Regions from separate parts of the Mus musculus genome. Here regions 2 and 3 are each linked to region 1. A link is a loop called in an ENCODE intact Hi-C map of the cell type or tissue named here. Cell type or tissue: left cerebral cortex. All regions are shown on one strand.

Evidence for each region. Peaks named below come from ENCODE experiments on the same cell type or tissue, not always from the same donor. Only the 100,000 strongest peaks of a DNase experiment are listed, where the experiment ranks them.
Region 2: a loop joins it to region 1, with 3 times the contacts of the local background. A loop is called at or near these places in 3 of 42 quality-filtered maps.
Region 3: it touches region 1 in a loop (2.3-fold over the local background); 4 of 42 quality-filtered maps call a loop at or near these places.

What each region holds. Positions count from the first base shown.
Region 1 is chr4:91,355,686-91,363,685 of GRCm38, forward strand. The region is part of intron 1 of Elavl2 (ELAV like RNA binding protein 1); the gene reads right to left. Among named protein-coding and RNA genes, the nearest start is that of Mir6402, 14 kb to the right of the region's middle. In left cerebral cortex, no CTCF peak of the experiment used is centred here; a DNase peak (open chromatin) is centred at 3,664; H3K27ac peaks cover 382 bases.
Region 2 is chr4:90,856,509-90,864,508 of GRCm38, forward strand. It overlaps the pseudogene Gm12632. Among named protein-coding and RNA genes, the nearest start is that of Gm25244, 140 kb to the right of the region's middle. In left cerebral cortex, a CTCF peak has its summit at 4,528 (motif pointing left); DNase peaks (open chromatin) are centred at 4,568, 5,837, 6,856 and 6,999.
Region 3 is chr4:91,239,107-91,247,106 of GRCm38, forward strand. It overlaps a transcript of Elavl2 not described here. Among named protein-coding and RNA genes, the nearest start is that of Mir6402, 130 kb to the right of the region's middle. In left cerebral cortex, no CTCF peak of the experiment used is centred here; DNase peaks (open chromatin) are centred at 4,999 and 5,627; H3K27ac peaks cover 566 bases.

The sequences.
Region 1 (8,000 bases):
TACAAACAGGCATATAATAATAAAATTTTTAAAAAAATTGAAAAATCTAGAATAGAACAAAATAAAATGTGGGGTAGGGGGGGCAAGCCATAGTGCAAAAATATATACAGACACTGAAACACACACTTTCACAAACAGAGAAAACCCATAAAAAAAAAACAAAATAAAAAAAGATATAAGCAAAAGATATACAAGCGGGGAAGAAAAGCCCAGACAAAGCACTGGGAGACAGAAACTTCCAAAAACTACTACTGAGTTCCTTAAGTGTTGGCTGCTTACTGCTGGACATGGGCCTGACCTTTTGTATAGTCACTGATACTCCATTTGGAGAAAACTAATCTTTCCTTTGTAAGTCATCAACTAGAGATAGCTTCTGTGTTAGGGCTGGGGGCTCGACAGCTATTTTCCCTGGGGATTCTCAGAAAGAGGCAGCGGAAATATGCCCTGTGGATGGAAGACATCAAGGAAACCAGGCCGTCTAGACACTTAAGACACTATGGCAGCATGCACAGGGACACACTTTTTTAAAGAAATAAAGTGGCTTGCCAAACAAAATCTGGCAAAGAGAGGGATTGTGAAAAGTCTTCATAAACTAACAATTCCATCAATGGCAAAATCAAACTGTGGCTTATTTGATGAAGTCTTTTAAGCTAAGCAAAAATATCAACAGACATACTTACATTGTTACTGCCTGAATCAGTACCCTGACCAAGCAATTATTAGGAAGCACTGTCTGATGACAGATGCTTTTGATCCCAGCACTCTAGAAGCAGAAGCATACCAATTTCTTGTAAATTGGGGGGCAAGCCTGGTCTATATAGAGAGTTCTAGGCCAGCCAGGGATATACATGAGACCCTGTCTCAAAAGAAAGAAAAAAAGCACTTATTTTACTTCAAAATGGGATACAGTCCGCCTCTTTTCAAAACCATAAGTGAAGGGAAGAAAGGATACAGGAACACAAACCTGACTGCTAGGCTTGGCATTCAATGTATAGTTAGTTAGGAGAGTAACAGCTGCCTGATTGTATTGTCTTTTAAAGGAAAGATGAAAATTGTATCCCAGCTGTTAAAGATTTCAAGGTCTACAGTGGATACAAACCAGGTGTTGCTGAATAGATCTGAGCCTCAAAGTTTACCAGTTAACCAAGAAAAATAAAAATTACAGAATCCCCACCACACCTGATAACTTAGTACCTAGAAAATTTACAACTAAAAGCCTGCCTTTTTGCACAGCCAGAAAATGAGCTATCAGGGAAGAAAAAAATCCAAATGAATGACCTTCGCTGAGCAGCACTTATCAGGTTAGGAGTTCCATGGACTCTTCTTCATTCACAGCGCAAATCATAATTATAAATAATAAATTACACACCTTTTACATGCATTTCCTTTGCAATAAATTCTGAGTTCTATGTCATAGACCCCACCTCCTCAGTACTTAAGGTCATAAAGAGCACACAGTACAAATACAGGTGTTTACGACAAAGATTAACTTTGCACAGGGAACAACCAACCAACCAAAAAAAAAAAAAAAAAAAAAAACTGCCATATATAAAGTAGCAATGTAATCATTTTTAAACTAATACAAATCAAAAGAAAATTGGATCTTCAATCAAAAGAATTAATCATCAAAGAAAAAAAAATCTTAGAAGTCATAAAACCACAAGAAAACCATAAAGCTTAAAACCTACAAAATAGAGCCCTAAAAGAGATGTTTAAATTTATTTTGTATGGAGACAGGGTGCATAAGCAAATTCACGTATGCAGAGGTAAAAAGAGAACTTGTGACCATCTCTCCTGTCATGTGGGCCCTTGCAATCAAATTCAGGCCAATAGACTTGGTGGCAAATGCCTTTTCCAGCTGAGCCATCTTGCCTGTCCAAGAGAAAAGTGGTTTTTTGTTTTAAGTTCTCTCTAGAATACAAAGTTTTAAAAGCTACCAGTAAATTTTTTTAGTTGCCCAAAAAGCATAGTGGCTGTTTTCAAATGTTCACAAGCTATATAATAAAGTGCCAATCAATCTGCCTTGTTTCTTTAAGCCAACAACAAACACTGGGCATGAGAAACACAAAGCATGACTGACGGCTGCAGCTTGAAAGAGAGGCCCAAGGGGGCCTGCATTAAAGGCTTGCTTCTTCCACAAGTGCAGCTAAGAGTGGACCCTTACATGGAAGAGTGACCCTTAGGTCACAGGTGACTTGCTTCTCCTCCTCTTCCTGTTTGCTCCACGGTAATCTTTCAAAGTGTCAGAAAGCTGGAAAATATATCAACCAAAGTAAAACTAACTAAATAAAATTCCTTAAGGAAGAGGAAGGCCAGATGTAGTGGCACACACCTTTAACACCAGAAGGCAGGATACAAAGGCAGGAGTTTCTCTGTGAGTTCAAGGCCTGCCTGATATAGATAAGTGAAATCCAGAACAACCAAGGGTCACAATGAGAGACTTGTCTCAATAACAAAACAAAACAAAACAAAAAAAAAAAACCAACAAAAAAAGCATGAAAAAAATATTTTTCTCAAAAATCTGTGGTGGTCTATGCTAATTAAAAACAATACATTCAGACACCTGAAGAAGTAAAGCTGCCATGTCCTATAAACTAGATGTAAAACCCTTCCCAGCTTTAAATTCTCAACAACTGTTTGAACGTGTGTTCCATCGGGTACTGCCCTAAGTTACAGCTGAGCAGTGTGGAGTACCCTGAGCAGGAGCCCACCTGCTGGCTCTGCTCTACTCTGCCTTCCCACACTGCCTGTTGGGGCAATTTTATGCCAGAGGCACCCTGTTGACCTTATTTACTTTGGTGTATACTAGTTTCACACAGCATACACGGATAACATGCCTACTGCATATGTAAAACAATCCACACTGAAGTGGAAATCAAAAGGCATGCCAGCATGCAGCTACTGCTTCCCGGTTCTAACATGAATTTAATGCTTCCCAGCTCTGGGGTGGGGGGGTGGGGGGGGGTGGAGAGGGTAAAATCACACTGATTCTAATATGATGTAAGACTACAGCTTAATTACAGTTCAAGTAATATTTTCCCTAAAATTCTCCCATAGTGAATCAAATTCTGATAAAAATGCAACTGAAACATTCTTGATATAAGTCTCAAAAACTCTATCATCTGTCTCTGTATTATCTGCATTCTTAACCAGGAGTTGGCAAAGGGAGCCTGAACTTACACTGTAAACAGACCAAGGTGTGAAAACAGATTACGTTGACTCTGCATTCTTTCCCATTCACTGGCACCAACTTTCTGACCATGAAGCTGAAGAACTGCAGAGCTGACCTTGATCCCTCCTGGAGGGGGAGAACCAAGGAGTCTCTTACACCAGGGCTGTTCATCTTGGTTCATGTTTGGACATCCTGTATCTTACTCAACGTACAAACTGATTTTTTTTTCTTTCTTGAAATAAAACAAGTGGTATTTCTAAAAGCCCACCAGATTTAGAACACATTTGTGTCACAAAAGTAGCAAGCTTAAAAAGATCAGGTCTCCAAGAATCTGTACTACAAGGAACAGGGGTTATCAAATGTCACTGCCATTGAGAATACAACATACAGTATTTCAATCTTCTTTCTTGATCTTAACAGCATCCAAAAATAAGTCTGCAGATGATGTCTTCATTCCCTCACTTAGAGAAAACAACCCATAGCCTTCCTTCATACAGTTCCAAAAACTAATTCTGCACGTCAAGATTGCCAGCTGGCACCAGGACGAGAGAGAAAGAGAGAGAGACAGAAAGAGAGAGACAGAGAGAGAGAGACAGAGAGAGACAGAGAGAGAGAGACAGAGAGAGAGAGAGACAGAGAGAGAGACAGAGACAGAGACAGAGAGAGAGACAGACAGAGAGAGACAGAGAGAGAGAGACAGAGAGAGACAGAGAGAGAGAGAGACAGACAGAGAGAGAGAGACAGAGAGAGACAGACAGAGACAGAGACAGAGACAGAGAGAGACAGAGAGACAGAGAGAGAGAGACAGAGAGACAGAGAGAGAGAGAGACAGAGAGACAGAGAGAGAGAGACAGAGAGACAGAGAGAGAGAGACAGAGAGAGACAGAGAGACAGAGAGAGAGAGAGAGAGAGAGAGAGAAGCCTGCAAAGGAATCCTTTCCAGCAGTCACCTAGTCTCAGCCCTAGCATAAGCCTGGGTAGAATCCCAGCCCTAAGGAACAAGCTGTGGTCATTCTCCTTTGAAGTGCTGCAGATTCCAGAAAGCATAAGCTGGTACAGCTGGCCCCACCACTGAAGAACCCAGCAATTAGGATGAAGATAAGGCACAACTGCTGCTGGATGACCCATTTTACCACAAATGCTCACAGCAGAAGTGAATATTCTCCAGACTTTAAAGCTGCCAGTGGATGGCCCTGGCCTCGGGCATCAGAGCCAGCAGGACTGCCAGAGGGAGAGAGAACTTCACTGGGGCAAGCAGAGGAAAAGGGAGTCAGTCAGAACCTTCCTTCCCTGCTCCTATGCTGCTTTCTTGGAGCCTCACACTTCTCACAGGTGATTGCCAAGGGAGCAAATGACAAGGTTCCACACCATGTCATCACTGCTTTCAAGCATCCATCCATCTTCTGACTCAAAAAAACCCCCACTTTCAATGGCTTACTACCTTTTAATTGTTGCTTACAGAATGTGATGATCCTTTTTTGTTATATGTTTGGTGTTTTGTTTATTTAGTTACTGTGCCACTGAATTACGTACTAACCATGTATTCTGCTGCCAGGTACCTACCTTCCTGGGATACACACCAAGTCAAGCATACACAGAGACTCATCTGCTACCCATCTCTCAGCACACTGATAACTTGACTGAGTCTTCGCTGAGCTCTAAGAGGTGGGCAGCAAAGACAAAAACCAAAACCGGTATCTTTGCTGTTTTCAGACCCTAAACGCTGTGTTGTCTATAAAGTTTAAAGTTCCCCCCAATATGCACACAACACTCTTAGAAGTCAACCAAACTCAGATGACTGTGAAAACAGCCAACTCCAACTGAGGGAATAAACCTTCACAACACATCAAGGTGATCGACATACAGGCTGTTCAATCACCTTTCAGAATGAAATATACTATATATAAATGCAGCTACCACCAAAAGGGCATTTGTAGACTGGAGGACAAGAAATGACAGGCTTGAAGAAGCTGCCTAGACATTTGCTCCTGGAAGATGGGGCATTAGGAAGACACAAGGATATACAAATCTCTCCTCCATAAAATAAATGAGCAGTTGACCTATTGTCTCTTGACCTTGAAAGTAAAAGCCCTAAAAAAAGAACCAAAGAAAGATAACCTTTATGAAAGTTTTGGGAAAACAACCGTGGACCAGTGAGATGACTCAACCAGCAGAAAAGGGAGCCAGCCATCCAATGATGTAAGCATGATTAGAATACAAGCTGAATACATGTGAAAGTGGAGAGGACAGATACACAAAGTTGTCCAACCTCCATAGATACTGTGTTATGTACATATGCACACACACACACACACACACACAAAATAATTTTTTGAGGAGAAAAGAGAGCTAGTTTTATTTTTACAAGAAAAGGAAAGAAAGCTTATTTACCAAAGAAAGTTGCTGGTACATACATAATGCTACTGAGACTAAAACTGTAGAAAGGTTGAGCTTTGGACCTGTTCTCAGCCAACAGCAGAATCAGACATTCTCAGCATCTCTCTGCAGCCACAACTTAAAACATAGCAGGTTTTGCGTAAATATTTTTCCCCTATGACTGGCTACTTGGCAAACCAGGGAACAGTCACACATACCACAAAAGAGGATCAAAAGAACAAAAGCCACAGAAAAGGAGGAAGAGACTAGAAAAAGCCACACTTCTGTCCCCAGAGAAGTGTGCAAGAGTCTGACTTGCTTATAGATGCCCAGGACACAAAGATAAATCCCTTTTCCCAATTTCACAGTTTTTAAACTCTTGGGGCCTTAGGTGATGCTTATGGAATTAATATTACCTATCATTTTCTGTCTATTCTCCTAAACAGACAGTTAAGGAATACTGTACGAGTTTCTGCAAAATGCTCTTATCTAAGGACTTGGTGATGTGATGGTGAAAAGTATCATGCAACCTTCCTGGCTTCTGCCAATATAGAAACAAAGGCACACGTTTCAGATACACAGCATAAAAGTACTGAGTACCACCACTCACAAGGACCCAAGTTCCCTCCTGCCTGCTCGGAGGCTCACTCCCAACCTTCTTTACAGAGAGAGAGAGATCACCCTCTGTGCTTTTTGTTTTTGTTTGGGCAAGAGTGTTAAACCTATTCTCAACTCTTCACCAGCACCTAATGGCCCAGACACCCTGCAGGCACCTCAACTATACACTACAGAAAAGATCAAACACAAACAACATTCCCATCTCCAGAATCATTGCATCAAGGAATATAGCTAATTAAGACTTAAATGCTGCTCAAAAGTCAGCTTAGAGTGTATATGTACTAATCAAAAAAATAAGTAGAGTTAATGCAAAAGTCATTTTAAAAATAAAGATATACTTTTGTTCATACTCAAAATAACATCAAAAAATTAGCTACGCCATGTAGGCTGTGCCAATTTTTAAAACTGCCAGCATTAAGCTCCTATTATTCCGAAGAGTTTTTCTAAGATGCTCAGCACAGGAACACATTCTGATTCATCGTTATAACTGGCCTAGCTCAAGTGGCTGCCAGGAGAGCAGAGCTTTGTGGGCATTGTTCATCCTCAGGAGCTGCATTAATGCTGGCTTGATAGAATAGGTCTTCATATCTGTTTGCCAGGCTGAACAAAAAGTTAACTAGAAATCTAAGTGCTTAAAGTCACCGAAGGGAAGGCTCTACACTGACATTTTCTACCTACTTAGCATTCATCTGCATTCATCTCACTAGACATTAACACACACCAAAGTTGCTCTCTGCTATTCAAATCGTGCTATTATGCTCAGGAGTGGATTAATAATATCCACCTTCCTTATTGTAAAATAAAATTACAGCATTGGTCCAAACATGACATGTGGTGCCTCTTCCTAGTTCTGCTGGCGCATCAGCTTGCTCTACTGCACACGAGGGAGAGAGCTCACTAAAGGTGCCCTGCTGTTTCTAAAGAGGGGGAGACGGTGCTGAAGGCTGAAAAGACTAAGGGGAGGAAGAGAGAGGAACATATATAAACCGCACACCTGGTAGCCTGTCCAATCAGCTCTTTTTGAAGCCATCTGAGAGGAGAATGTCTTTTCTAAGCTGACACCATCAGCAATGAGACTAGCAGGAGGCCAGAAGCCTCCTTTACAGGGCTTGTAACATCCTATTAGTTTTCCCAACACCGGGAATCTTCTGCAGAACCCAAAATATCTTTAAAAATAGAGAGAGGGGGAGCATCAGGAAAGAGGATTCTAAGTTCTAAAAGCCCTCGAGGAACGAAGGAAATGGTGAGAAAGAGGCACACATCTTCTAAAAGAGAAACGGCTTTTCAACCAAAAGTTATCGAAAAAGAATAAAACTGGACTTCTCTAAATGAACTAAAAGAGGCAAAGATCTAAATTTTTAATGAATCTAACATAATTCAAAGATTATTTTCAAACATTCACAAAAATAATAATTCAAAAGAATACGAAAATCTTCATAGAGTTAACTTTTTAATCTCTATGGTTCTGGGAGCTATAGTGTCTGTCACAATCAGAAACATCTGCAAAGGGCAGGTCGTGTCCCCGAACTCAACAAAATCATGGTTCATCTTCAGGACGTAGTGGACAGCTGTGTGCTCTGTTGCTGGGTCCCTTCAATTTTCCATGAGGCAATTAATATGGTTATGGATCTTTATATGAACTCTCCAAACTCAGTCGCGAAGACGATGACCCAGAACTTTTATAAGCCCAGTTCTCAATGGTGAGGGGTGCAATTCAGCGGGCAGAGTGTCTGTCCAGCACACACATAGCCTGAAGCGGGGTCTCCAGCACCATAAACACTACAATCCCAGCATTCTGGAGGTGAAGATGTGAGGACCAGATGGTCACGGTCAT
Region 2 (8,000 bases), 500 kb before region 1:
AAAACATCAAACTCAACTGTTGAACACTGTAAAGAAGAGTCTTAAAACAGCAGGGAAGCCATAGCTCATCACTACAGAGACCAAAATCAACAGATAATTTGCACAAGCAAAATTACTTCTCAAGAAAAGAAAAGAAAATCATGTACCAAAGTAATTAACTATCCCAAGGGACCTCGCAAATACTCTTGAACCTAATAAACCAAGAAAGATTATGGGATAAATAGTAAAGTATGAAAATCAACTGCAACCCTATGCATGAGGCATTTAAGTAGAATTTGAGCATTTAAAAAAATCTATTTAAAACAGTCCTTAATAATTAAGCATTTAGGCTTTTCAGACGCTACTTTTGCGAATTGCTGCTTGCTGCAGCCACGGTCAGCTCCACCAAGTTCTTTAACATCAAGAGCAATGGGAATGAGCCCTGGGGCTGTTCCTCCTTCACACTGTTTACAGGCAAAGTTCCAAAGATAGCAGAAAACTTTCGTGCTCTGAACACTGGAGAGAAAGGATTTAGATCTAAGGTTCCCCCCTTTCACAGAATTATTCCAGGATTCATGTGCCAGGGTGGTGACTTCACGCCATAATGGCACTGGTGGCAGGTCCAAAGAGAAATCTGAGGATGAGAACTTCACCATGAAGCATACCAGTCCTGGCATCTTGTCCATGGAAAATGCTGGACCAAACACAAACAGTTCCCAGGTGTTTGTTTGTTTGGTCTGCACTGCCAAGACTGAGGGGCTGGATGGCAAACATGTGTCTCTGGGACGGTGAAAGAAGGCATGAGCATTGTGGAAGCCGTGGAGCTTTTTGGGTCCAGGAATGGCAAGACCAGCAAGAAGATCACCATTTCCGACTGTGGAGAGCTCTAATTTCTTTTGACTTGTGGGCATTTTATCCATTTTATTCCTTCTGTAGCTCAGGAGAGCAGCCCCACCCCATCTACTCACGATGCCCTGTAAAATCCCTGCTCTCACTGAAGTTCTCTGGATTCCATATATTCCTCATTCCTCTCCAATCTAGCTGGATTGCAAAGTTAAGTTTATGATCATGAAGAAAAACTAAATAAGAAAAAAAATAAGTATTTATATATAAGTCTATATGTGAAAAACTACAAACCAAGTCTTTGTTTTTTCTAAGAAAATTTATTTTTAAGAGAATGTATTATAAGAATATACTTCTCATTTTATTTTTCTAAATAAATGAAAAATGGAAATATATATATGTGTATTTATGGCTCATTTGTGTTATAATTTGGCTGTAAAACAATGTGTTTCTCCTAATATACATGTAAAATTTTGTGCGCGCACACACACACATGAGCAATGTAAAACATGAAAGTATAAAACTATCTGACAATAACAATATAAAGTGAATTCAACAAATGCAAGGTTGGCATAATATAAAAGCAATTGTGAAAATTTCTACATAAAAGTAATAAATGGCATAAATACACAATTATCTGAGTAGGAAAAAGTTGATACCCACACAAGAATAAAAGCTCCATTGTGTAAAGGGTATGCATAGAACAATCTATGATTAGTACTCTATTTCTTGATGAAAGACTGAATATGTCCCTTGACACTGGGTATAGGTAAATACTCTCAACACTTCTAGTCAATGTACTATGGCAGCATAAGAAAACTAAGGGAATCTACCTTATAAAGAAAGAGCAGATACTATATCTGTGACTACAATATGCAACATTCCCACATGAATCCACATCTTCATAAAGGTACTACAAGTAAGAAAAGACCTCATCATGGTCAATATACCGAAGGTGAATACATAGATTTAATATGTATCCTGTATGAAATATAAGAAACTCTGTTCCCAAAAAGCTTCCAAAGGGGCAAAGAGTTAAATCCAATAAAAGATTTACAAGGGACTGGAGAGATGGCTCTCTGACTGCTCTTCCAGAGTTCTTGAGTTCAATTCTCAGCACCCACAATGGTGGCATATAACTATCTGTAATGGGATCCGATACCCTCTTCTGGGGTGTGAAGACAGCTACAGTGTAATTATACATAAAATAAATAATTTTTTTAAAAAAAGCATTACAGTCTTATATAGAAAACTAAAAAATTGTTCACAAGAAAGAAAAATATTTAAATGAATGAAATACATTCATATTCAATCTTGGCTAAAATTCCCCTCAATCTATAAGTTCAGAGAAGTTGCTAGCAAAATGAAGAGGTGGAAATTTTTATAGAAATTTGAAAGATGTTTCTAAAGTTTATCTTGAAATACAATTTTCAAAAACTAACTAAACCCATTGTGGGAAAAAGTAACAAAATTAAGAGTGTTCATGTGTCCAATTCAAATTTAATGTAATTATACAGGAATCAAAACAGTGGAGACCTGGGTGTGGGGTGGAAATCAAAGGAGCAGACTCAGGAATTCAGAAGTAAATTCTTAGATCTATAGCTTCTGATCTTCATAAAAGGTGCTGAGGTCCTTTTATGGAAGAAAGTATTTTCAACAATAGTCATGAGATAACTGGAAACCCCTCTGTAAAAATGAGAAAGTTACACCTTTAGTTCATACCACTCATAAAGTTAACTCCAAACCGAAATATCTAAAACTGAAGAGCTTTAAGAAGAACACGTAGAATATGCATGAATTCCTTGAACGCGCAGAGATCTAGGATGAAACGCACCACCGTGCCTGTCAGGAAAACTGTTCTTAAGTTAGGAAAAATTCTCAGATACAACAAAAACAGAATGATTGCTAGAGGAAAGAAAGCTAAGATGTTGGACAGATCATGAAAATTAAATTGCTTGTGCTTCAGAACACCCTAGAAAATAAAGGAAGTTAAATCATAGGCCAATAAATTGGGAGGAATTGTCTCCAACTTGTATATCTAATATAGATATACTATATAATTTGCTATTTCTATCATATATAAAGTACATTTATAACTTACAATTGAAAAATGTAACAATAAAGCAAACGAGAAGACTCAGACTGTACTTTTCACACTCACAGAAACCCGCATATACACATAAAACAATTATGTGGAAGCTAAGTCACTATACTTGTTTTCGGGAGTTTGAAAGCTACATGTCCCCAACATCTCGTTAAACTTTCACAGTGGTGTTTGTTTCCAATATTGTTCTTCAGTGCTTATTATACCCTGCATTGCCATTGTCCTTATACGTGCATGCCTGAACAAGGTCACTGAGTAGTATTTTATCATCCTTTATAAAGGAAAAGCCTATGCCAGAGCCTAGCAAACACAGAAGTGGATGCTCACAGTCATCTATTGGATGGAACACAGGACCCCCAATGGAGGAACTAGAGAAAGTACCCAAGGAGCTAAAGGGGTCTGCAACCATATAGGTGGAACAACAATATGAACTAACCAGTACCCCCCTGGAGCTTGTGTCTTTAGCTGCATATGTAGCAGAAGATGACCTAGTCGGCCATCAGTGGAAAGAGAGTCCCATTGGACTTGCTAACTTTATATGCCTCAGTACAGGGGAATGCCAGGGCCAAGAAGTGGGAGTGGGTGGGTAGGGGAGTTGGGGGTTATGGGGGCCTTTTGGGATAGCATTAGAAATGTAAATGAAAAAAAATACCTAATTAAAATAAAATATAAATAAATAAATAAATAAAGGAAAAGCCTGTACAGTACACTATGCATAGTGGCTATTAAATTGTCATGATTACAGAATGAAAAGAAAGCAATAGGCCCTCAATTAAGCATCCCATAAATGAAGACAGAATGAAAAAAGCATCAAATTTGTCCTTTCATGTATACAAATGGGAAGTTTTAAACATCTTTTGCTGATAATTCTTACTCCTAGCAAATTCCATTGAGCACCATTATAGAGAATTGGCCATTTATATAGAGTTCTTGAAAGTTGTATTCCACTTATCTTAGGGTTTGTTTGTTTGTTTGTTTGTTTGTTTTTTTCTTGAAAATACCTATTCGGTGTACTTACTTGACTAGGATTGACAATCAACATCACATTCTATTGTTCATTCTGAAGCAGCTGAGACTGCCTTTGGTCCATCTATGGAACACTGAGAAATCAGAGAACTAAATATAAAGTCAGAGGTACCAGAAAAATGCCACTGCCTAGGATTCATATTGTTTGGCCCTGGCACGTAGTCTATCAAATCAATTATTTCCAATCTGTTCATCTTTAAAATTCATGTGTAGCCAAAGAGTAAAACATAATGGCTCTCTGAACCAAATGTGCATACAAAGCAAATAAGTACTCATTAATTATGCATGGAATTACATACCAATTATTTGTGAAGAAGCCTGAGAGTGTTATAAATATGATCTCATTAGTTTTCTCAAATTCTTCATGAGCATGAGAGGTAATCATTATTATCTCTATATTTAACATATTACTATATTAATAAAAACTTTGTACATTGTTATACTTTGCTATTTGGAAGGCTTACAACCCCTGAACTTTCTAAAACCAAGGCTTTCTCTAAGAGACTGCGAAAGACTTTTATGTGGAGTGAGAAAATCTAAAGCCTAGTGTTACAATCTCTGCCCCCTTGTGGCTAATTCGGGAAGGTGCTGCAGGCAGCTGGATGACCCAGCCACTGGTAACTACTGTAGCAGTGAAGATGAGTCAGCTCCAGCTGCCTCTTCATGGCTGCTGAACTCCCATTGCTGCTGCCTAAGAACACCATGTTATATTAGGAATTTTAGTGTTTATATTGGAGTGTTACTAATTTGGACAACAGATAGTGATGGCTTGAAAAAAACTGCAAATGGACAGAGTAGGGGGAGGGGGGGGCAGAGGGAGAAAAATACATAGTCTGAGAGTACCAACTCTTTGAGCCAAAAATGGCCTCCAGCTGTACAGACTCCATGAGAGCAACCGATTAAGGAAAATATACTCAAGTAACTAGAGACTGGGAAAAACTCAACCTCTGAAAATCAGTAGAGCCACTTCCTTGTTGGAGCATGGTCTTTATTAGTGCTCATTTCTTGTAGGACAAATGGAGCTTATCCTATCTGTACCCCTAAGCTATTGAATTCAGGTTTTATTCTATTGCAAATTGGCATCGTCCTCAAAAACATTTATTAATCATACATAGTAAGTGATGTTTCCAATTGTGGGGATTGTTTTCTCTTGATTTTGTTCGTATGTTTTGGCAGTCACTCAGAACCAAACTCTGGCACCGTGCAAGATGCATTCCAGTAACCCTTAACTTTCTTTTAATACTGCAACTGGAAGGATTGTCCCTGGTATCAGGCAGGATCTACCACACCCAATCAAAACATGAAGCTCAGTCCTTTTTCTTCCAATCACTCTTGTGATCCCTGTAACTACTATCATTTCAGAGAGGAGTTCTGCCCTTCTAACACAAAGGCAGATGTCTTAGATGCCCAGTGATGGAGGGTCATCATGGAGGAACAAAAGCAACAGTTCCTGTTTTCGAAGTTTCACTGCGAAATGATGTTTGCCCCAATTCTGTTCTTAATGCCTTCTTACAAGGTACTCAAGTGACCTCTATTGCTTTATCCTCAGCTTCCATGATTACAACCTCTATCATAGAAGCTCAACAGGTTTGTAAGTAGCTGAGTATATGTTCTGAGCCTTTTAAAATAGGTTTATTTAAATATATGTTATTATGTCTGTCTTATTTAGTTAATTTAGGTATTACTGTTATATAACACCATGACCAAAAGCAATTTGGGGAGCAAAGAGTTTATTTGGTCTACAAATCATGATCATGGTCTAAAATTAAATGCTAGAGCAGATACTCAAGACAGGACATGCACCCTGGAGGCCAGACTATGGAGGAGTGCTGCTTACTGGCTTGCTCCACTTGATCTGCTTAGCCTGCTTTCTGATACCATCTGGCATCAACTGCTCAGCAGTGCTACCTCCCACAGTGAGCTAGGCCCACTCCAAATATTGCCTACAAGATTGTCCACAGGCCAAGTCTATGGAGGTGCTTTCTCAGTTCATATTCTCGCTTTCCAAAGTAAGTCTATGGTGAGCACTGTTATTTCTCTAATAACTTCATAGAAATGATGGTGAAAAGTGTGGTCCTATTTAGGAATTAAAGAAAAAACTCTCTTTCATTTGGTATTTCTATTTGATTGGTTTGGAGGTTTGAAACAGGATCTGTCTGGGTAATCCAGACTGGCCTTCAATTTACAATCCTTTTGCCACAGCTTCTCAAGGGCTAGGGTTGTCGATATACATCACCATGCCTAGTTCCACTCATGTTTTCCTTCCTCCAAACAGTTTTTAACATACCTTTTGTGTTATACATTTCATTATGTACTAAGTATATATTGCAGAATCATATATGCATGGCTCCTACCTTGATAGATTTGATACTCTATAGAGAGAAACATAAATAACAAAGTAATTAATGTGCATGTTGCTCAAGGTGGGCTTTACTATGTTGCAATAGTGAGTAGCCTCAAATCAAAGACCATGCGGTCTTTTGTCCTTTTCATGAATCTTGCTGAAATTAGTACTACAAGATGACTCTGTACATCTTTGCCACTCGATGTTTTAGCTGGACAAAGTTTAGTGTAATCAACTCTAATGATTACCACAATTTAAAAGATCAGTTAAATGTTCTAAAGATGGCAACTAGAGCAGAACCATTCTGGAAAATAACTCTGGAATTGAGTCAGCTTGATTCGAACCATGAAACATGAGTGAACATTCAGATACAAGCACAACCTATAAAACAATAAGGAGCTTAAAAAAAAAAAAAAAGGTCAATATGGTTGAAACACAGTCAAAGAAGAGGGACCTAAAATAAGGGACAGAATGAAGTCTTTCAGCGTGGCATATGCCGCAGTGGGAGTTGTGGAGCAAAGAGAGCCTTAATCCAGGCAGTAGAATCTTGTGAATTATGCCTGCCAGATGTAATGTAAAGAAATGTCAAGAGGAGAATCCATGAACCTACTGCATTTATCAGAGGAAGGAAAGCCATGAGAAGTAGAGAAAAAAAGATAAGAGAACTCAGACTCTCGTTGGTGGTGGAATGAAAAATGGAAGCAATCAGATAAAATAGCTCTGGGAGTGTAGGAAAAGCATGAGTCAGGAATGACTCCAAGGCTTCGGGTATGAGGCACTGAGTAGGTGGTGTTACCATTTACGAAGCAGATTAAGGTGGGGGAAAGGAAGGCTCTGTTTGATTATTATTTTGTTTGTTCTGTTTTGTGGCTGGTTGACTGTTTGGCTGGTGGGGGTGTCTGGATGAAACTTTGAGAGTTTCTTTAAAAAGTCAAATTTAAGAAAGCTGTGACACAGCCAAGCACAGATCAAACAGGCAGTTATTTGTACATGTCTGAAATCCATAGATGCAGTCCTGGATGGTTGTAGATATTGAAGAAGGAGGCAATCTATAAAGAGTTAGAGGGGAAAGTGGGAGGGGGTCATGGATATGAATAAGTTCAAACACATACACACACACATAGAAATACTCAAAAATAATTAAAGATCATCTATTTACTTTTATGTAGTCTGTAGGGGAAGGGAGGGGGAATATGATCAAACCATATAGAAAATATTCAAAGAACTATTATATATATATATGTATATATATGTGTATATATATATATATATATATATATATATATATATATATCATCTGCATTTGCAGTTATAAAAGCCAAGAAAATAGATGAGAGAGGAGAATGTTTATAGCATAACACTTAGCTCTAAAATTTAGACTCTGGAAACAGAACTGGGAGAAGAGCTTAAAATTGGACAGCGACAAAGAACACTTCCATAGAATCTAAGGATATGTCTTTAATTACAAAAAGAAGGGCAAACTGTGTTAATTCCTCTTCGACAGCAAAATTAGTTTAGGATTGAAATTGAGGTCCACTCATTTATCCACTCAGAACAGGATAATATTCTATCTTTGATTTTTTTTTCATCTGACAAATGTTCAATGATTTTTTTTTCCCCTCCCTGAGTCTTACATTGTGTTGGCACATACAAGCAATGAACAAGGAGATGAATGGGACAGTGACTTCAGGGAATGCAAATGTT
Region 3 (8,000 bases), 120 kb before region 1:
CTTCCTTCACTCCAGGTTGATTTCAAAGTCATTTCCCAGAATTCAAAGTTGCTTGGATCCTGATTTCCATTTACCAGGAGCCTGGTCATTTTTCATCATTACGTAGAGAGGTGGCTCCGAGCTTAGCCCTACCATCTGTCCTCCCTCACAAGCCTGAGGGATTCACAGCAGGGCAGGAGAGTTTGCCAACTCTCTCCAGCCGGCTCTAGGGCAGAGTTGACAAATCACTTCCCAAGGCTGGGGTAGACCAGACAGGAAGAACAGTCCCCTACATAACTAGACAGAATCAGAAATTCAAGAACAACAGGTCACCGCAAAAGCAAGGTCACCCTCTAGAAAGAAAAGAGCATCCCTGAAGCAATAAGGCCATGGAATTCAAACCTGATCCAACCTTTAGACTCCAAAGGTCTCCAGAAAAAAAAGGGGGGGGGGGCTAGAAACTCCCCAGGGCTAACTGTAACCTCCTGCTCCGTACAACCAAAGATTAACGATACAACCATGAAGCTGCAACACAAGCCAGCAGATCCTTTATAATAAGCACAGACTACCCACCCATCCATCTCCTGGGAAGAATATTTAACTTCAGAACAGGCAGGGCCTTAACATATTTATACTTCTAACAATTAAGCTTCGAAGCCATGGATTTTGATTATCATCAGACTCCAGCTATTTGTAGGTGGTTCTCAGTCAGCACATAGCTCCCTGCTGTCCATGCTGAAAGGGTGAGTGGGTAAGAAAGCAGAAGGAAACATGGCCGGCTGCTGTATCCACAGCGCTTGTAATGAAACAATATCATCTTCAGATAAGCTAATTGGTCTCCTTTCCAGCTTCTTTCAAACAATTTTGACAAACTGTTTGGTCAGAGATAAGAAAGCACACCATGCTGGAAGAAACAAGAGACAACACAATCAAGTGTGACCACCTTAGGCCCTGCCACTCACCACCTTTGTACATCTAGCAAACCCTGCAGCCCAAGCCTCATTCGGCTCACCTCCATATCACCAGTAAGTACTCCATTAGCCACTTGACCTATTTCACATGGCATTCAGGGCTCTCATTCGCTCATTCCCTCCCTTCTCTGACAGGTTCTCTCTATAGCTCAGGTTTGTCTCTACTCCCAGTTCTCTTGTCTTCCAAGTGCTAGCACTGCACGTATGCATCACTGTGCCAAGTCTCTGCATTTTCGTGTTGAGAATGGTTTGGGCAGCTTATGTTTAAAGCCCAAATTTCAAATACAGCTCTTTAAGTAAGTGACCTCCTTGTTTCCTAAGCAGTAGAGAGCAGAATGCCAATACCTTGTTTTGTAGAACTCTTCGGTGCTTTATACAGGCCTAAGATAAAAGAAGGTTGTAGTAGCTTGACTGTGATTTAGTGGATGGTCACATAACTAAGAGAATATAGGCAACAAAAACTGGACTTAGATTGAGTTTCTAAAAAATGAAGACACGATGGCCTGGGAGGAGATGGGGGTAAATATGATCAAAATAGAATTATAAAAATTTCTAAGAATTAATACATTAAAACAAGAGGATCTTCAGTGAAGAACTGGCTTTCTTTTAGCCTTTACAACTAACACCCCCAGAATAATCTAGTGGCCTTTTGACAAACACCTTATCTGATAGTAGGTTGCAAACATACACACTCATACAAGCACCCCCCCCCCACACACACACCTAAAATGAACAAAACAATCCAGGAATTCCTGGGACATGCTTTTCAGAAAATATTCTTATAACTTTAACTTGACTACTGTCCTAAAGAAAAGACACTTATATAAGCTGAAACAAAATACATTTATTAGGAATAAAAAACAAAGCAAAACAAAACAAAAAACTCAAAACAAAACATGCCTGTCACATCTTAGCAGATACTCTGTACATCTCTGAATGACTAACTTTTTCTTAAGGGCTTATCTGAAAATTGAAGGCAAAATGCCCTTTCTCATGTACCCAAGTTTCTTCAAAGAACAAACATGGTTAATATTGTGCCCACTACAAATAGAGAAGAGGTTTTCTGTTGTTCTGTTTTCCATTAAACACATCATTTATACAGTGCCAACACAAAAGAGAAATAATGGTTTTAGTGTTTTATTGGGGGGGGGCATTGGAAAAAAACCAATGTTAATCTTCCAGTTCCTCTGTTGTTTAATTTTTTTCCCAATACAAATAAAAAATATATTTTAACCTAAATAATTCTCATGTTGACATGAACACATGTCAGTCCCCATTAAATATCCATCCAGAAGCCATACCCTACAATCTTACAAGGAAACAGGAGTGATGTCAGGGAGCCTGTACTTCTAACAGAGTTGATCAGCACACTGGTCAAGAGCCTCAAAGGTAGCTACACTCTCACTGGGTGGACACATGAAAACACCTAAAGGTAAAGCAGTAGGCAGCCAAGCCAGCTGCCAAGAACTGTTCTAAAGCAATTTAAAAAGGGAAAGGAAGATGGCTGTGTCAGCTCCTGAGTTCTGGTCTGTGTTTGCTCTTCATTGTTTGGCAGGGGGAGGGATGAGAAGTTATCTGAGTTTCTTCTTGGAATCAAGTGGCATCTTAGAAAAGCTGAGATGTGCAATTTTTTTCTTTTTGATAGATGAAATAAGCAAAGACTCTGGTCAACCCATTAAACAGCTTGTTGGAAACTGTTGCCCTGTCCTATTCAATCTTCCTATAGATCAGCTCTTCCTCTAATGACTATAGACACTTTTCATCACCCTAGTCTTTGTAAGCTTCCCAAGCCCCATCCTTAGACCTTCATGAAAGGATCTAGATCTGGCCATAAAGATCTTACTCTCATTGAACTCAGCCCTTGCAATGATAGTTGGAATACCCTGGCTCTGGAGGCACCCCAGCCAGTGCTACAAAACGTCTAGAGGAAGACTATCTCCCAGCATGTGTATTCTTCCCAAACCTCAAAGCCATTACATGGGTCCAGGGCTCTTTATTCTAGCAAGTTCTGCGTCAGCCTTAAGTACATTCAAGCTTGAGAGCCACCACAGTCTTTTGAGTATTTCTCAAATTTTTGTGAGCACAGACCACCTAAAATCTTTGGGGAAGTAGATATTTCCATACACAGTTGTGGGCCTGTCAAAGTACGTAAGTTTTAATAAGTTCTTGTGTGGCCTGAATGCTGGTGATCCACAGATAATATTTAGGGTAACAGGACCTTAGGGAACAGAAACTAGTGCTTTTATTCTGTATACTATTATAGCTATTAGAAATCGGATTTGGGAACTAAGTTCACATGATGCTGAAGCCCCTGAGGCAGTGGTGATAAGTAATCAAATGCTGTCCCCAAATACTGTATAGTTCATTTTAGAAAACACCCTTATCCATGCACGGGTGTGCACTTCAACTTAGATAGTGGGGACTAATGGGTCCTTTACTAATTTATTTAAGCTGTTATCACACTACAACTAAATCTCAATATTCAAAATGACTAATATGCATCTTTCAAGTCTAACATTTTTGATGCATAAGCATATTTTTTTGTTTCAAGACATTTTTAGAGCCTGAAGTAATAAGAAATCCATCAAGATGGGGCTAGAGAGATGGCTAATAGATAAAGTGCAAAGCCATAGGAGCACCCACAAACAAGTTGGGTAGGCAAGCTCTTTGATTTGCAAGAGACACTGCCTCAGAAAACAATGTGAGGAGTAACAGGGGAAATCTGTACCATCAGCCTCTTGGCTCTAGATGCATGCATACACATATGTATGCACTCAGTTGCAAGCATGCATATATACACCATAAGCATATATGTAGCCACCCATATGCAGATCATATCACTACACTTATTATCACTCAGAAGGAATAAGGGAAGAATATACTGCACACTGATGAAACTTTTATGTAGATAATTTTAAATATGAATACTGTAAGAGACTATGATAACATTTAGGTATAGTCAGTAAAAAAAATTTTCAGGAAAGAAAACTTCATTAAAATAGCTAGATGAAATTTCCATTCACTAGTGTTAATACCTCCCAATTATATTAAAGGTATTATTGGAGAGAGGATGATTAAAGAACTACTCCACCTGACTCAGTAACTCGGCTGATCAAAAAGATTGTCATCTGGTCAATCAACTGCCATTTGAAAGGCTGGTCTAAAAATACCTACATTTAAGTGTCTAAAAAAATCTGATAACTTTGAATTGACTTGGGGTAGCTAGCAGGAAACAAGAATTTAGTATTCTCCCAAGATTCTCACTTGGAATACAATCACCAAAACTTTTCAAAATTCCCTCATTGCTACCTTCACACCAAAAGGCTGGTCTACCTTGATTCTCCTCTATGAACATGCTACTAAACTAGCTCTGTACCTGACAGCCGTTTCTACCAGCTTGCAATCTAAAGCTGAGTTCTTCAAGGTACTGTAGTCAGCAGTAAGAAAGATATACAGTATATGAAGATCATCAAATGGCTGAAGTACAGAATTTATGCAGGTGACTGGCCAGTCATCAACTCTAAGGGGGTCATGCAAACTTCCCTGCTTCACAGTGGACCATGAGAGCCAAGGGAGTAAATGGAGAGATTAAGAGAATAGTATGAATCCTAAAGCATTATGACTATGAAGTAGGTAGACACTCTTCCTTCCATATGAATAAAGACAAGCATGAAGACACTATTCAAGTAGCCAACAATCGCTCCACTTGAGCTGCTGTTCTTATAGTGTCAGGAATTAAATTGGAGCCAAGATTCTCTAGTAAGCTACTTGAGAAAAGGCAAATTAATGGGCACCAGGCTGTATGAAAATCTTTTTCATGGTTGCATACACAGGCTACCTCATGAAAGCCCCAACAAGTCAAGAAGTGAACACAAAAGGAAATACTCCCTGAAAGAACAAAATAACGTTTTGATGAACCACATCCAGGTTTGCTTGGAAAGGATGCAAACAGAAACTTATGGAGACATAGAGCAGTCCCAGCCATCTTGGCTTCCACATACCAGCAAGGTGTTGACTCGACTCTGATCAACACAGCATGTTCATGATCCCGTCGCACACTCAATTTGGCTTAGGATCACCCAATCAAATTTGCTAACACAGTAGACTCCAGAAGAATTGCCCATTAAAAACAATCCAAATACAGACTCTAAATGTGCATAAGGCCTTTGTGCTCTCCACTGGAGCTTATAGTATCTAACAGCTGCAACTGTGACTATTCTAGCTAATTGCTCTCAGCAACAAAAATAAACAATCGCTCCAGGAAGAAGACTGTGCCCGCCAAATATTAATGAATTTTTTAACAGTCAGAAATTTCAAATTTAGTTTAGAAGCTTTGCTGCTGGGAAGTCTCAAACCAAATAACAAACACAGAGTTGAGGAGGTACTGCCCCACCCTCACCCCGATGTATGCAGTACACATATTGATTGTATTTTAACCCTCCCCTCTACCCAGTCCAGCCCCCTCCAAGTGAAAAAGGAATGTGCTTTGCGTTTGAAGGAATTTAAGCAATCTGAGATATTTTAACTCGTGCATAACTTTTTAACATATGGGGGAAAAGAGTCACACTGATTGGAGCTATTTTTAACGTGCAGCTCTTTCGTAAAAATAGACATTTACTCATAAGGATGCTTGAATAGAGAGCAGGCCCAATCTACGTCTCATTGTTAAGAAAGAGGTGAAAAAAGGCTGCCATGCTTTCCCGAGAGCGGCTGATGCTTCGCCTGTGATGTCATGGCAGGATCCAGGTGCACTCTAACGAGTGTCTTTTAAGCTCATCAATCCTTTTAAAAGTGCACTTCTCCATCAGCTACTTGTCTGCGTACATGCAATAAGGAGCCAGTATTTACCCAGATCCTTGCAAGAGGAAAGATCACTGCAATCAGAGACAGAGGGGAAGAGGAGAAAAAGAATTACTTCCCTACAATTGGTTCCGCAGACATCCTCTTCCTGGCCGAGATTAGGGAAGAAAGCATTTTCTTAGCTGACTTCCTGGTACTGGCATACGCATCTGTTCTCCATGGCTGCAGATCCCTCCTCGTCTCATCCAGGACCCTGGCATACGCATCTGTTCTCCATGGCTGCAGATCCCTCCTCGTCTCATCCAGGACCCTGGCATACGCATCTGTTCTCCATGGCTGCAGATCCCTCCTCGTCTCATCCAGGACCCTGGCATACGCATCTGTTCTCCATGGCTGCAGATCCCTCCTCGTCTCATCCAGGACCCTGGCATACGCATCTGTTCTCCATGGCTGCAGATTCCTCCTCGTCTCATCCAGGATCCTGCTACACAGAGTACTGCCATCAAACTGCCAATTGAATGCTGTGGCAAGCATTTACACATTGCCACTGTAAGCTTTACTTTGGAGCGAGAACCCCAGTTTTGGATTTTCTTCAGCCCATTCACACAAATCTAGGGGAATACACTAATGGGAAACCATGCAGAATTCTTGATTTTCATTCCTTTCTGAAATAATGTTAAGCAGTAATCAATACAATAAAAGCCACAAAGCAGCTTTCATTAGATCTGCCTTAAGTCAACATGTATTATTTTATGTTTTCTTATGCTAAAGCACTGGTCCTCAACCTGGCTCTCATATTCCCTACTTCAGGAGGAGGGCTGCCAAATGATATTTTCAAAGAACTTTGAAAACATCAGATATACTGCTTACCAGATATTTATATCACCATGTATAACAGTAGCAAAATTAGAGTTATGAAGTAGCAACAAAAACAATTTTATGGTTGGGTGTGTCACCATAATATGATGCGCTAGATTAAAGGGTTTCTGTCAGGAAGGCTAAGAACTACTGTGCTAAAGAATAGTAATGTAAAAGTAAAAACATTCTATCAGAGAAGAAAATTAATGTTTGAAAAAGTATATTAAGAAGATTACATACACAGACACAACTTAAAAAAAAAAAAGAGACAAACCATGATTCTGAAGGAAGATGCAGCAAATGCACGACACTACAAATGCACACCCATCCTCACCTCGACTCTCCTAGATGCCACGCCCATCTCAAGATGACGACAATTTCATTCTGCAAGGTGCTTCACCAGAAACCAATTCTCCTTTGTTTTAGCGCCTCGATGATAATGAACGGCAGGATTACAGAAGCCAGGAGAACTGAGGTCCAGGGCCAAGACTCAAGTGAGACCTGGCTCACTTATCTGCAAAATAAGATATTCTAAAGGAGCTCTCTCAAGGATCTTCTAGCTCACAGGAGTGAAAACTATAAATTAAATCTCCGGTCTAGAAACAGCCCGCGACTGGTGTGGAGTGAGCTCTTGATGTGCTTTTAGTGGGAGAACGGCAATTACAGGTAAAGCATGCATTTTAAAGGTTCCCAGAACCCGTGCCACAGTAGACTGCTGACTGTGTGCCAAAGTAGGATTCCCTTTAGGACAGAGACCAATCGAATGAAAAAACAGAGTGGAAAATGACTTTGAAAATACACAACTAAAGCAAAAGCAAAACGATCCATCCCTTAAGGCTCAGGATAAACTGACAGAAGGTTTTCAATGAGCGGTTTTTTAGGTTGCGTGGCGTTATTGCTACCTTATCTAGTACTCAGGGATGTGTAATCTTAATACAGAAACATAAGCTATAATTTACCTGTGGAGGATTTCATACAATGTCTAGGTATAAAAGGGTACTTCTTAAGGAACCATGTGAGAAAGGGAATGTTAACACGTAGTTCATTGTGCTGGGAGGAAACACACAGCAACAATCATTCTTGAGGCAGAATTTTACTAAATATTTAGTATAGGAAACCTCTTCATTTCTGGTTCAACTTTAAGGCAACGATTATGTTTTCTTTCCGACAGAACTCGGGCATTTGGAGTATGAACGTCTGTATTACTCATTATTGCTATCTATGTTTGCAAAATTACCTTTTGAAAAAGGAGAGGATCTATAACATACATGTAAAATGTGGGGCTAACTTCTGATCCAGGGCTCTCAGTGTTTCTTGATGTATTGGCATTAATTCAGAGTCCCAGGAAACCAAAGCGCTTCATCTACTGGATGCCTAAGTGACAGTGTCACC